2 separate regions of the Homo sapiens genome follow, and region 1 is linked to region 2. The links are chromatin contacts, found by Hi-C or POLR2A ChIA-PET in ENCODE. All regions are on one chromosome and are shown on one strand. Each heading gives the region's core, a stretch centred on a gene start or an enhancer-like site at or near the end of the contact. The rest is flanking DNA. Distances are from core to core; before and after follow the strand shown. Region 1 has its middle 140 kb from the start of ARID1B. Region 2 has its middle 56 kb from the start of ARID1B.

The links. Hi-C counts contacts between places; a loop is a spot of excess contacts on that map. ChIA-PET counts read pairs that join two places held with the same protein, here RNA polymerase II (POLR2A). Pooled maps may share reads with other maps.
Region 1: a loop to region 2 is called in a pooled map, with 4 times the contacts of the local background. The contact joins two enhancer-like sites. A Hi-C loop is called at or near these places in 1 of 168 maps with a recorded cell type or tissue (sciatic nerve), 1 of 37 single-sample maps with no recorded cell type and 4 of 50 pooled maps. POLR2A ChIA-PET finds 5 or more read pairs at or near these places in 3 of 52 experiments (GM12878, activated B cell and activated CD4-positive, alpha-beta T cell).

What each region holds. Positions count from the first base shown.
Region 1 is chr6:156,634,867-156,639,975 of GRCh38, reverse strand. No RefSeq gene overlaps it. Among named protein-coding and RNA genes, the nearest start is that of ARID1B, 140 kb to the left of the region's middle. Within about 2 kb of position 3,280, at least 3 of the 41 ENCODE cell types and tissues checked have a DNase peak (open chromatin) inside an H3K27ac peak, as active enhancers do.
Region 2 is chr6:156,718,465-156,724,101 of GRCh38, reverse strand. No RefSeq gene overlaps it. Among named protein-coding and RNA genes, the nearest start is that of ARID1B, 56 kb to the left of the region's middle. RefSeq lists silencers at 2,373-2,667, 3,788-4,107 and enhancers at 2,265-2,813, 3,118-3,187. Within about 2 kb of position 3,466, at least 37 of the 41 ENCODE cell types and tissues checked have a DNase peak (open chromatin) inside an H3K27ac peak, as active enhancers do.

The sequences.
Region 1 (5,109 bases), core at 2,031-4,530, 84 kb after region 2:
CTTCTTCCCTTTGGATTGCTCTTCTCAAAGATCTTGGCTTGACTGGCACCTTCTCATTTAAGCTCAGCTTAAATGCCAACTCTATAGAGAGACCTTTCTGGATACCTAGTCTAAGGTGGTCCCAATGACAGCCCCATTACTCTCTATCTTATGTTCTGTATTATTTTTTTCCTTATATTTATCAATATCTGAAATTATTTTATTTATGCCTATTTATTATCTTCTAGATAACAAACTACTAGAATGCAAGAACCAGAAGAAGAAAGACCTTGTCTGTCTCATTCGTAACTGTATTTCCAGGGCTTAAAAATAGTGCCTGATCCAAAGTTTGAATATTTGAGAATGAACAAGAGGAATGCCTGATATTATTTTGTGTCTGGCTGTAGAATGGGTGTTGCATCCTGGGTCATAAATCATACAATTGGCTTGGAAAAGGTCTGGCCTGAATAAAACGTGTTGCTTTTATTTTCCACGCTCTGGATTCGTCACCAGTATCAATTAGACCAGTGTTTAACCCATGCAATGATGTTCTTTTTGAAAATTGTAATGATGGTCTATTTGCTTATTCCTGTAATTCCTATTTAGTTTGTCCTTTATTCTTTAATGCTACTTCTTCCTTCTCCGTCTCCTAACCTCCTCAGTCTTCTGTTCTTTTATTACGGTTTATAGATGATCTTTTGTGTCTTGGGTAGGAATGTTTGCTTTATCTCTCTCGGCGAACACATTTTTTTTCATTTGCTGCCTCTGCCGATTATTCCACAGTGACTCATTTCCCTATGTGGCTTGTCATCTTTGCGCATGAGCTCATCTTCAGTGGGGATTAATTTTCTGGGGTGACATGGGATCCCGACCGTGCTCTTGTCTAGATATTCTTGTTTTCCATTTGCTCTTCTGTGGGGCCCAGAGGTTTCCTTGGTTCTGTACCAGTTTTCTTTTTAATTTTTAAATTAAAGTTTACCATCTTAACAATTTTTTGTTTTTGAAACAGGGTCTTGCTCTGTCACCCAGGCTGGAGTGCAGTGGCACAATCATAGCTTATTGCTCCTTCAAAGTCTCTGGGCTCCAGCAGTCCTCCCACCTTGGCCTCCCAAAGTGTTGGGATTACAAGTATGAGCCACTGCACCTCGCTCAACTTAAAAATTTTTAAGTGTATAGTAATGTTCAGTAGCATTAAGTATATTCATGGTATTATGCAATCAATTTGCAAAACTTTTTCATCTTAGAAAATGGAAACTTTATACCCTTTAAACAGTGACTCCCTGTTTTCCCCTCTCCCCAGCCCCTAGCCACCACCATTCTGCCTTCTGTCTCTATGAGCTTTAACTACTCCAGTTACCTCATATAAGTGGAATCACACAGTATTTGTCGTTTTGTACCTGGCCTATTTCAGTTAGCATAATGTCCTCAAAGTTCATCCATGTGACAGCATGTGACAGAATCTTCCTCCTTTTTGAGGCTGAATAATATTTCTTGTATGTATATACCACATTTTATTGATCAGTTCACCCACTGATGGACACCTGAGTACTTGTGTCTACCACCTTTTGGCTATTGTGAATAATGCTGCTATGAACATCGGTGTTCAAACATTTATTTGAGACCCTGCTTTCAATTGTTTTGGATATGTTTACAGAAGTGGGATTGCTGGATCAGTGCCTGTCTTAATTTCTTGGTTGGGGTTCTCTCCTCATGTAGGTAATACAGATGTGAACACCACACATGTGTGTAGCAGGCACTGGCTTCAGCTTCCTATGGGTGAGGCTTCCTACCCCTTGCACTATGGCAAGCTCCCTTGCTGATTCTCTAAACCAAGGCACCGACTTTCTAAGCTCAGTGTCACCACCTAGGCACAGCTTCATGGCTTCCAGTTTAAACAGGAGTTTCGTTTCAGCTTTTCTGTCTTGTACAGGCCCAAGGCCTCATCTCCTTTTGCTGTACAGGCGTTAAAACTTGAGTCCCACGCCTGTTAGGCCTGTATCTGTTTACAACGCCCCTGTCATCTGTTTGGCTTCAGCTTGCACTCACCTCTTTTTCTTTGAGTTGTTCTTTTTTCCTGACATCAGGGAATTTTCTTTCCTTGCTTTTGAGTATGCATTAAAAAATAGTTTATTCAGCATTTTCAGTGTTTGGGGTGTGTGTGTGTGTGTGTGTGTGTGTGTGTGTGTGTATGTGTACGTACTTTCAGTTCTGTTTGAGCTGTGGTGCCAATAGATATTTATTTGTTCATTCAAGATTTTCTGACCGTTTATAGCCTACACAATGATAAGCCTAAGATGACTAAATAGTAATCTTCTGAACTCTTGTAACTCGGGAAGATGTTAAATCATAATACACTAACAGGCAAGATATAGATGTTGCTGTGCAATTGTGGCAGTGGAATCCATTTTTAGCTTGAATCCCAAACAGAAAGGTTGTCTTCCTACTAAAGCTGCACAATGAGCCCCTCCTCAAGCCGTGCCCTTGTGAAACCAGGTTCAGAGTACAGAGACCCGCGGGACCAGAGCTCTGAGCAATGAGGTTGCAGACAAGACCTGGAGCCACACACACCAGAAGAAAGGGGAGTCTTCCTGTGTCAATCAGCAAGAACAGGCAGGCATTTTTGCAACACGCATTATAAAATAGCCTACGTTGCAGAGACGTGGCCTTGTTAATTACTATTTAATATACATGTAACAAGCATATCAGCAAAGATCAATAATTTTCTGCAGATAAGAAAAAGGCCAGTGAGACTTTCGCTGGTGTTATTTTTGTCTGCGTCTATTGGTTTCAGTGTTGCCAGCTTCTTCCTTTCCAAATCCAGGCTATATGAGACAGAAAGAAAACCCAGAGAACTCAACACTCTCATTGTTTGAGTCCCAAGTCCCCCATTCAGTCTACCTCCTTCCATCCACCTTTCAAAGTCTTCTTATGTTTGATTTATATACATATATAATGTCTAGGGTTTTTAGTTGCAATTAGTGGGAGAAATAGGAGAAGTACACCCTATCTTCTTGGTGGATGATTTTTTTAAAAAAAATAAACTTGTGTTATTTTACTGCAATCATTACATTACTATATGCTTATTAACATCTTTATAATATAGAAATGATGAAATTGAGAGTAACAATTGGGCTGGGTAAGATTGTGAAGTAGGTGAAAGAAACAAACACAGTTCAGGCAAGAATATGGGATTAGCAAAGCTGCTTTTTATTTCACTATAACTTTAGACACTTTGTGTTCACATTTTTTTTCTGCAACAAAAATTTTCTTTTCTTTTCTTTTTTTTTGAGACAGAGCCTTACTCTATCACCCAGTCCGGAGTACAGTGGCGTGATCTTGACTCACTGCAACCTCTGCCTCCTGGGTTCAAGTGATTCTCATGCCTCAGCCTCCTGAGTAGCTAGAATTACAGGCACCTGCCACCACGCCCGGCTAATTTTTGTATTTTTAGTAGAGAGGTGGTTTCGCCATGTTGGCCAGGCTGATCTCAAACTCCTGGCCTCAAGTGATCCACCCGCCTTGGCCTCCCAAAGTGCTGGGATTACAGGCAAAAATTTTCAGTTTTATAAAGAAAGATGAATAGAGATGAACTTTCTTTTAAGAAAACCTGTTAAGTGTGAACCCGGGCGGTGGAGCTCGCAGTGAGCCGAGATTACGTCACTGCACTCTAGCCTGGGCGACAGAGCGAGACTCCGTTTCAAAAAAAAAAACAAACGACAAAAAAAAGAAAACCTGTTACGTGTAGATTTGAATTTACAAAGTGGATAGATAAGGATGTGATTCTGAGTTTTACTCCGAGTCACCCCAAATTTTTCAGGAACTCAAGTGTTATATAAAGTTAACTCAGAACAATTTTACTTGATTATCACTCTGGGATTCTTGGCATGAGTAGAATTCACGTCAATAAGTACAGTAAAGCCCTGTTTTGAAAGTGCTTTGCTATCACAGATTATATTACAGTAGGGTCAAATCATTTTCCACGTATAATCCCTGATATATGACTTGAGTAAAACAACGCATGAGGCAAATATTGTTCTTGCATTCTGATACCAGTGTCACAATAGGGTTCTACTGAATTATTAGTAAAAACATGTTCAGTGAGATTTCTTGCCCTGGATGTAAACTTCAGCCAGGCACTGATGCTTTTCCCATTAGCATCATTATGCTGAACGTTACTGTAATGGTATTCTACTGTCACACAACACTGGGGTCTAAATGAGTTTTTCCTAAAACAGGCCTATTCACAAGGTGAGCCTGGCCATCTCACACCATTTCTTTCATGCCTCTGTTTTGGCAGACATTTCCCCATCTTCATTCATCTTCCTGCAAGAAACAACTCCAATTCACACCATGAATTGTAATGTTAACTATACTGTACAGTGGTTTATTTAAAAGCCAGAATCTATGTTGTTTGATAGCCAAACTTACAGTGGGGGAAGGGCAGACAACCCAGTCATCAAAGGATAAAAATCTATACTAATCTTAAAAGCAAAACACAGTGTAGTATTTCTTGTCTATTTTTCTACAAAAGAAGGCCATTGTATTTCTGTTCCTGGCCATGTCAGCAGTGATGGTCCACCCCACAACGGCCCCCACCAGTTTTTTTCAAGCATTGATTGTTGACTTCCCCTGACACCCCATCACAACCCATTAGTACTGAAAACTGACAAGCCCAGCTGCAGCAGCAAAATGGCAAGTTTGAAAGAAAATATCGAAAGCACAGGCAAAGCCCAGCTCTTAGGGACCCGCACGAGACCCAAATGCAGTGACTCCTCCCCGCCCCCACGACACCTTCGCGGAGGTCAGCAGAATCAGCAGATTTTCTTTAACCCACACTCCAAGGTCTTGAGGAAATTATAAGGAGTATTGCTTTATTTTTACTTTCATTTTCAAAGGAACTGAGTTGAGGAATATGAAAACAGAGTTGGCTAAAGTGCTTTTGCTGAGAAAGCTAATATACATTATGTCTCTTTTCAGACTCAAGCGTTTCAGGCGTTAGTGGCTCAGCAGTCCTGGGCTTCTGAAGGCCACACTTTAAACCCTGGCAGCTTCTTAAGTTATGAGTCTTTTTCTTCTTTTTATTCAGCAGAGTTTTATGGTGCCTGTGTTCCGAGAGTTACAGTAATAGCA
Region 2 (5,637 bases), core at 2,217-4,716:
CAGGCTGTTCTCCACCTCCTGACCTTGTGATCTGCCTATCTTGGCCTCCCAAAGTGCTGGCATTACAGGCATGAGCCACCGCACCCCACCCCAAATCTCATGTTGAATTGTGGTTCCTGTAATCCCCACGTATTATGGGAGGGACCTGGTGGGAGTTAATTGAATCATGGGGGCGGTTATCCCCATGCTGTTTTTATGATAGTGAGTGAATTCTCATGAGATCTGATGGTTTTAGAAGGGGCTTTTCCTTGCTTTGCTTGACACTTCTCTCTCGTGAAGAAGACGGGTTTGCTTCCCCTTCCACCATGATTGTAAGTTTCCTGAGGCCTCTCCAGCCATGTGGATGTGAGTCAATGACATCTCTTTCCTTGATAAATTACCCAGTCTCGGGCGTTCTTTAGAGCAGTGTGAGAAGGGACTGATATCACCTACTAGTAAATAACATAAGAAGAGAAGTGGCTGGTGTCACCATGAAGATCACTGGAGACTGCCTTGGATGGTCATGAGCAATGGGGCCATTTCTCAGCTTCTTTCAAACTTCCTGGAGCTCACAGCATGCTAGCCTCATTCATCCATGTGAGCTTGTATGTCTCCTGGATGTCACTTCCAATAGGTTTAGATCACTTTATGAAGCACAATGAGAGGTATTTCCTTTACCTGTAGAAAGTGGTTCACTTTCACTTTTTGTTATCTTCCGGAAGAAAGTCTCTGTTTTTTTAAATTCTAATTTCCAGTCCATTCAAAAAGAAGATGTGAACGAAATCAATATTCTCAATCTTTTTTTTTTTTTTTTGAGACGGAGTTTCGCTCTGTTGCCCAGGCTGGAGTGTAGTGGTGCAATCTTGGCTCACAGCAACCTCCGCCTCCCGGGTTCAAGTGATTCTTCTGCCTCAGCCTCCCAAGTAGCTGGGATTACAGGCACGCGCCACCATTCCCAGCTTTTTTTTTTTTTTTTTTTTTTTTTTTTTGTATTTTTAGTAGAGACGAAGTTTCACCATGTTGGCCAGGCTGGTCTCGAACTCCCAACCTCAGGTGATCCACCTGCCTTGGCCTCCCAAACTGCTGGGATTACAGCAGGCGTGAGCCACAGCGCCCAGCCTGTTGTTTTTTCTTTCTTTTTTTTTTTTTGAGACGGAGTCTCACTCTGTCGCCCAGGCTGGAGTGCAGTGCACAATCTCGGCTCACTGCAATTTCCGCCTCTCAGGTTCACGTGATTCTCCTGCCTCAGCCTTCTGAGTAGTTGAGACTACAGGTGTGTGCCACAGGCCCGGCTAATTTTTTTTTTTTTTTTTGTATTTTTAGTAGAGACGGGGTTTCACCGTGTTAGCCAGGATGGTCTCCATCTCCTGACATCGTGATCCGCCCACCTCGGCCTCCCAAAGTTCTGGGATTACAGGCGTGTTGGCCGCCTCGGCCAATAAGCTCACTCTTTAGGGGGCTGACCTCACCATAGTTTATCCTCCCACCTCCTTTTGTTGTGATGGTCATGCGTTTTATTGTTTGTCTTGGCCTTGGGAATCTGATTGGAGTGGGCAGATCTTCCAGAACAGAATTTTGGTGTAATTGTGGGGGCATCCCAGGGGTCTGGAATGAAGCAACCTTAAGAGAACTTCCTTCTGTTGCTCTACATTCCCGCCTGTGTCTCAGACCCTACATACAAAATCCCAGGGTCTCCGCATTGTTCCTGGGGAGACAGTCAGCACCACCTGGAAAATGACACCAAATGTCACTTCTGCAGCCAGAATTCAAAAGCATGTTAGTTGCTCCAGAGGCAGGGGATATGCAGGCAGGCAGTGTTCAGAGAAAAAAACAATAATTCCCCTCTGTTAATACAATGTAAAAATCTTAAAAACAACTATTTTGCTGGAAACGTAAAAACCTGAGAGCCAGGACAAAACGTGATTCCACATAAAGATGAGAGAAACAGAAAAGAAAGAATTAGGCCATTAGGCCGGGCGCGGTGGTCTATGCCTGTAATCCCAGCACTTTGGGAGGCCAATGTGGGTGAATCACTTGAGGTCAGGAGTTTGAGACCAGCCTGGCCAACATGGTGAAATCCCGTCTCTACTAAAAATACAAAAATTAGCCGGGCTTGGTGGCAGGCGCCTGTAATCACAGCTACTTGGGAGTCTGAGGCAGGAGAATCGCTTGAACCCGGGAGGCAGAGGTTGCAGTGAGCCGAGATGGTGCCGCTGCATTCCAGCCTGGGTGACAGAGCGAGACTCTGTCTCAGAAAAGAAAAGAAAAGAAAACAACAACAACAACAACAACAACAACAGTAAGAATTAATTGTTTTTTAAAAGATCAACTTAGATTTGTTCAGAATGTTCGTCTGACTACACAGTATTGTATCACTTTAATCAAGCATTAGCTTCTCTTCGAGTATCAGCTATCCCAAGAAGATGGGGGTGCAGGGAAGGCAGGGGTGGGGAGGTGTTGCATTCCAATCCTGCTGCCCAGAATTCGTGTCGACCCATTTCCTCATTCATGCGCTGGCCAGGAACACTCCGCTGGAACACTGTGAGTTCAGCAACTTGCATAACAAAGACAGGTCGACACCACCTAGCTCTGGAGGCAACCTTGCAGGATTGCTCCTGAGAGACGCTGGCATATGCCACAGAGGAGGAGAAAGTTCCACAAACAACCCCCGGATCTCTCCACCCAGGTCTCTCTACACCTGGTTTCTCAAGAGCAGATTGCTTAGCCAACCTTAACAATCCCAGAGGAACGCCAGGGCAAGAGGCTGGGTTCCCAGTACCTTTGCCCTAATTTATTGAGGGCTTTAAAAGTAGAAAATAAAACTTTGAACTCAACTCATCTGAAGCTTAATGATTCAGGTGTGCTACTTGCCTTCGGGGGCACCGGAGATCACTGAAGTTAAAGTGACAAAAAAAATTCTGTGAGCTGCAGAACAGAAAAGCGTGTCCAGACCCGACCCAGCTGCTTCTCCTAGCGTATTAACTTGGCAGGAGAAGCACGGAAGTCCCCTGTTCTGCCCTTGTCCTTTTCTAATGGATAGGATTTCCCCTGCTTACGGGCCTCTAATCCTCTCTCCTCTCTGGCCTTCCAGAGTGTGGAGAAAAAGTGCTCTGCTTCAAGAAGAGGGTAGAAAGATGAGGGTGAGAATGGTAGGAAAAGGAGGAAATGAAAATGGCTAGTGAGAAATACTTGGAGAGAAAAATAAAAGTCAAGGGTGAAGTCAGTTCTCATTTACACTTCATTGAAACTTAAGTTCAAATAGCTAGTCCTGCAATGAGCTCATCGACACCACTTTATACAAATATCATAGCCCACATGGGCCTTTTTCCTATCTTACTAGGGAGATATTCACAGCAACCCCATTCAGCTCTGTTAGGATCCACTGTGTTAATTTTTGTGGCAGTGTCCATGTGGTGCTTCTGCGCAGTAGGTGTTGAATGTAGTTCTGAAACTAAGATTCCACTATGACCGACTGCAAAGCAATGTAGTAGTATTTCAGCTTAGATGATATTTAAGGATAAATGTAGCCCTTTTAGTGACAGGGAAAGCTAGGCCTAAAAGGAAGGAGAGATCTTTGGCCTAGCCAAAGGGGAGGTGGGCTGCTGTCCGCACCCTCAAGCGAGAGAAGGTTCCAGGCTTTTCCAGAGTGACCTCTCTCTTCTTCCTGGGGAGGGCTCAGAGCAAGGGTTACCTTTGGATGATTTCTTCTCGCTGAATTCAGCTACTAAGCACTTTGCCTGGAAAGGAAGGGCACCTCTGAGCTATTCCTACCGACGCAGTGTGTGCACGTGTGTGTCTGTGTGCATGTGTGTGGGCGTGTGCATGTGCGTGTGTGTTGCTCCTGACAGGTCCTGAGTGCAGTGCAGAACCACGCAGCGCGCAGCGGGAGGCCTGCAGCCGCTGGGCGTTTTCCCAGGCCGGCCTGCGGCGCGGCCGGCCTCCTGGGCCGGTGCTGGGCGGCTGACACATGCACCAGTTTCGCTGGGTCGGCGCCTCCCCGGGGAGCGGGTGCGGGGCGGGAGAGGTGAGTTGAGCAACAGGGCCCGCCCCGCCCCCGTCCTGGGCCGGCTCTGCGCAGAGGAAGCGTCTGGAACGCCGGCACTGGTGTGTGGCTTTCCCAGGGCGTGTGGTGTGTAAACAAAATTGTTGTCAATCAGGTCGCGTCTTTGAAGGCTCCGAGGGAGCCTGTGAGTTCCAGAAGCCCCGCGGTGGATCCCTGTGTGGACGCAGAGGCTTTTTGCTGGGCGCACACGCACCCCCACCCCCGACAACGTAGATCTTTACTAATTTCAGGGTTTGTGACCTCTCACCTTTAGTCTTTAGTTTCTCTCCTCAGCCCTCCTTTCTGATGATCTTTACCGCCCTGTAACCCTACGTTTCCCAGTCGCCAGAGCTGCTGAGACCGCGTGGCCATGAGGTGGAATTTCCCAGCTTTTTAAACCGGGGCTTTTACCCCCAAGACTGTGGTAGATGGGTCACAGAAAGGACGAGAACGTTCCCAAACCCTCCAGCCTTTGAGACAGAGTGTGTGCTTTAAGAGACGTTAATGGCAGGGCGCGGTGGTTCATGCTTGTAATCCTAGCACTTTGGGAGGCCGAGGTGGGTGAATCACCTCAGGACAGGGGTTCGAGGCCAGCCTGGCCAACATGGCGAAACAACATGGCGAATTTTTAGTCTCTACTAAAAATACAAAAAATTAGCCAGGCCTGGTGGCGGGCACCTGTAATCCCAGCTACTCAGGAGGCTGAGGCAGGAGAATCGCCTGAACCCGGGAGGCGGAGCTCGCAGTGAGCCAAGATCGCACCACACTCCAGGCTGGAGTGTGGAGACAGAGGGAGACTCCGTCTCGGAAAAAAAAAAAAAAAAAAAAAAAGAGAAGTTGATACAAAAAAAAAAAAAACCCAAAAAACAAAAAAACAAAAAAAAAAAACAAAACCAGAGTGTGGATGCCTTGGAACACCCACCTGTGATCCTTGCGGAGCGGGGGTCTTCACCCTGGGGGGTGGACTCTTTGGGGACTGGGTCACCCCTTATTTCTCCGGAAGAGACAAATATATTTCACTGGGGATGAAATGGTTTCTGTACATAATTTAAATAGTGTTTTGGGGGTCCTAGGCATGCAAAATGCAGCTTGACTTGAAGGTGTAATTCTCCTTAAGGGAAAATGTGGAATGCGCCGAGTGTTTTCCTTACCTGCTTTTCAAGCTAGCTTGACTCTGTGTCACTAACGAAGCTGTTGAACCGCGTGCAGATGTGTAATCCAGCCCCTGGCGGAGTCGGCCACACTGTGCTGATTGGCTCTGCCAAGCCTGGAAGCTGGGCTGAGTCACCCAGGGGCTGCTCTAGCCGTGGATTTCCCTCTAAATTTAGAATATGTTGGTAGAATAAAATGACTACCACTTTTTACAGATTCAATGTCTTCACTAACTCCCTCTTTTAGACATATTTTTTTTTAGGAAGGGAAGTGTTTTGTCTTAATTTTTCCCTCTGATGGAGATACTTTGGGTTTTAAACAAAATTGAGTAATAATGACAATAAAATATTGTCATTAAAAATCATTTCTGTTTTTGGAGAAATTATATGTTCTGGTTTGGAAATCCTGTTTTTGCCAGAAATAAAAATGTAAAAATATTTTTCCAAATTATTCCTGAAGTTTAT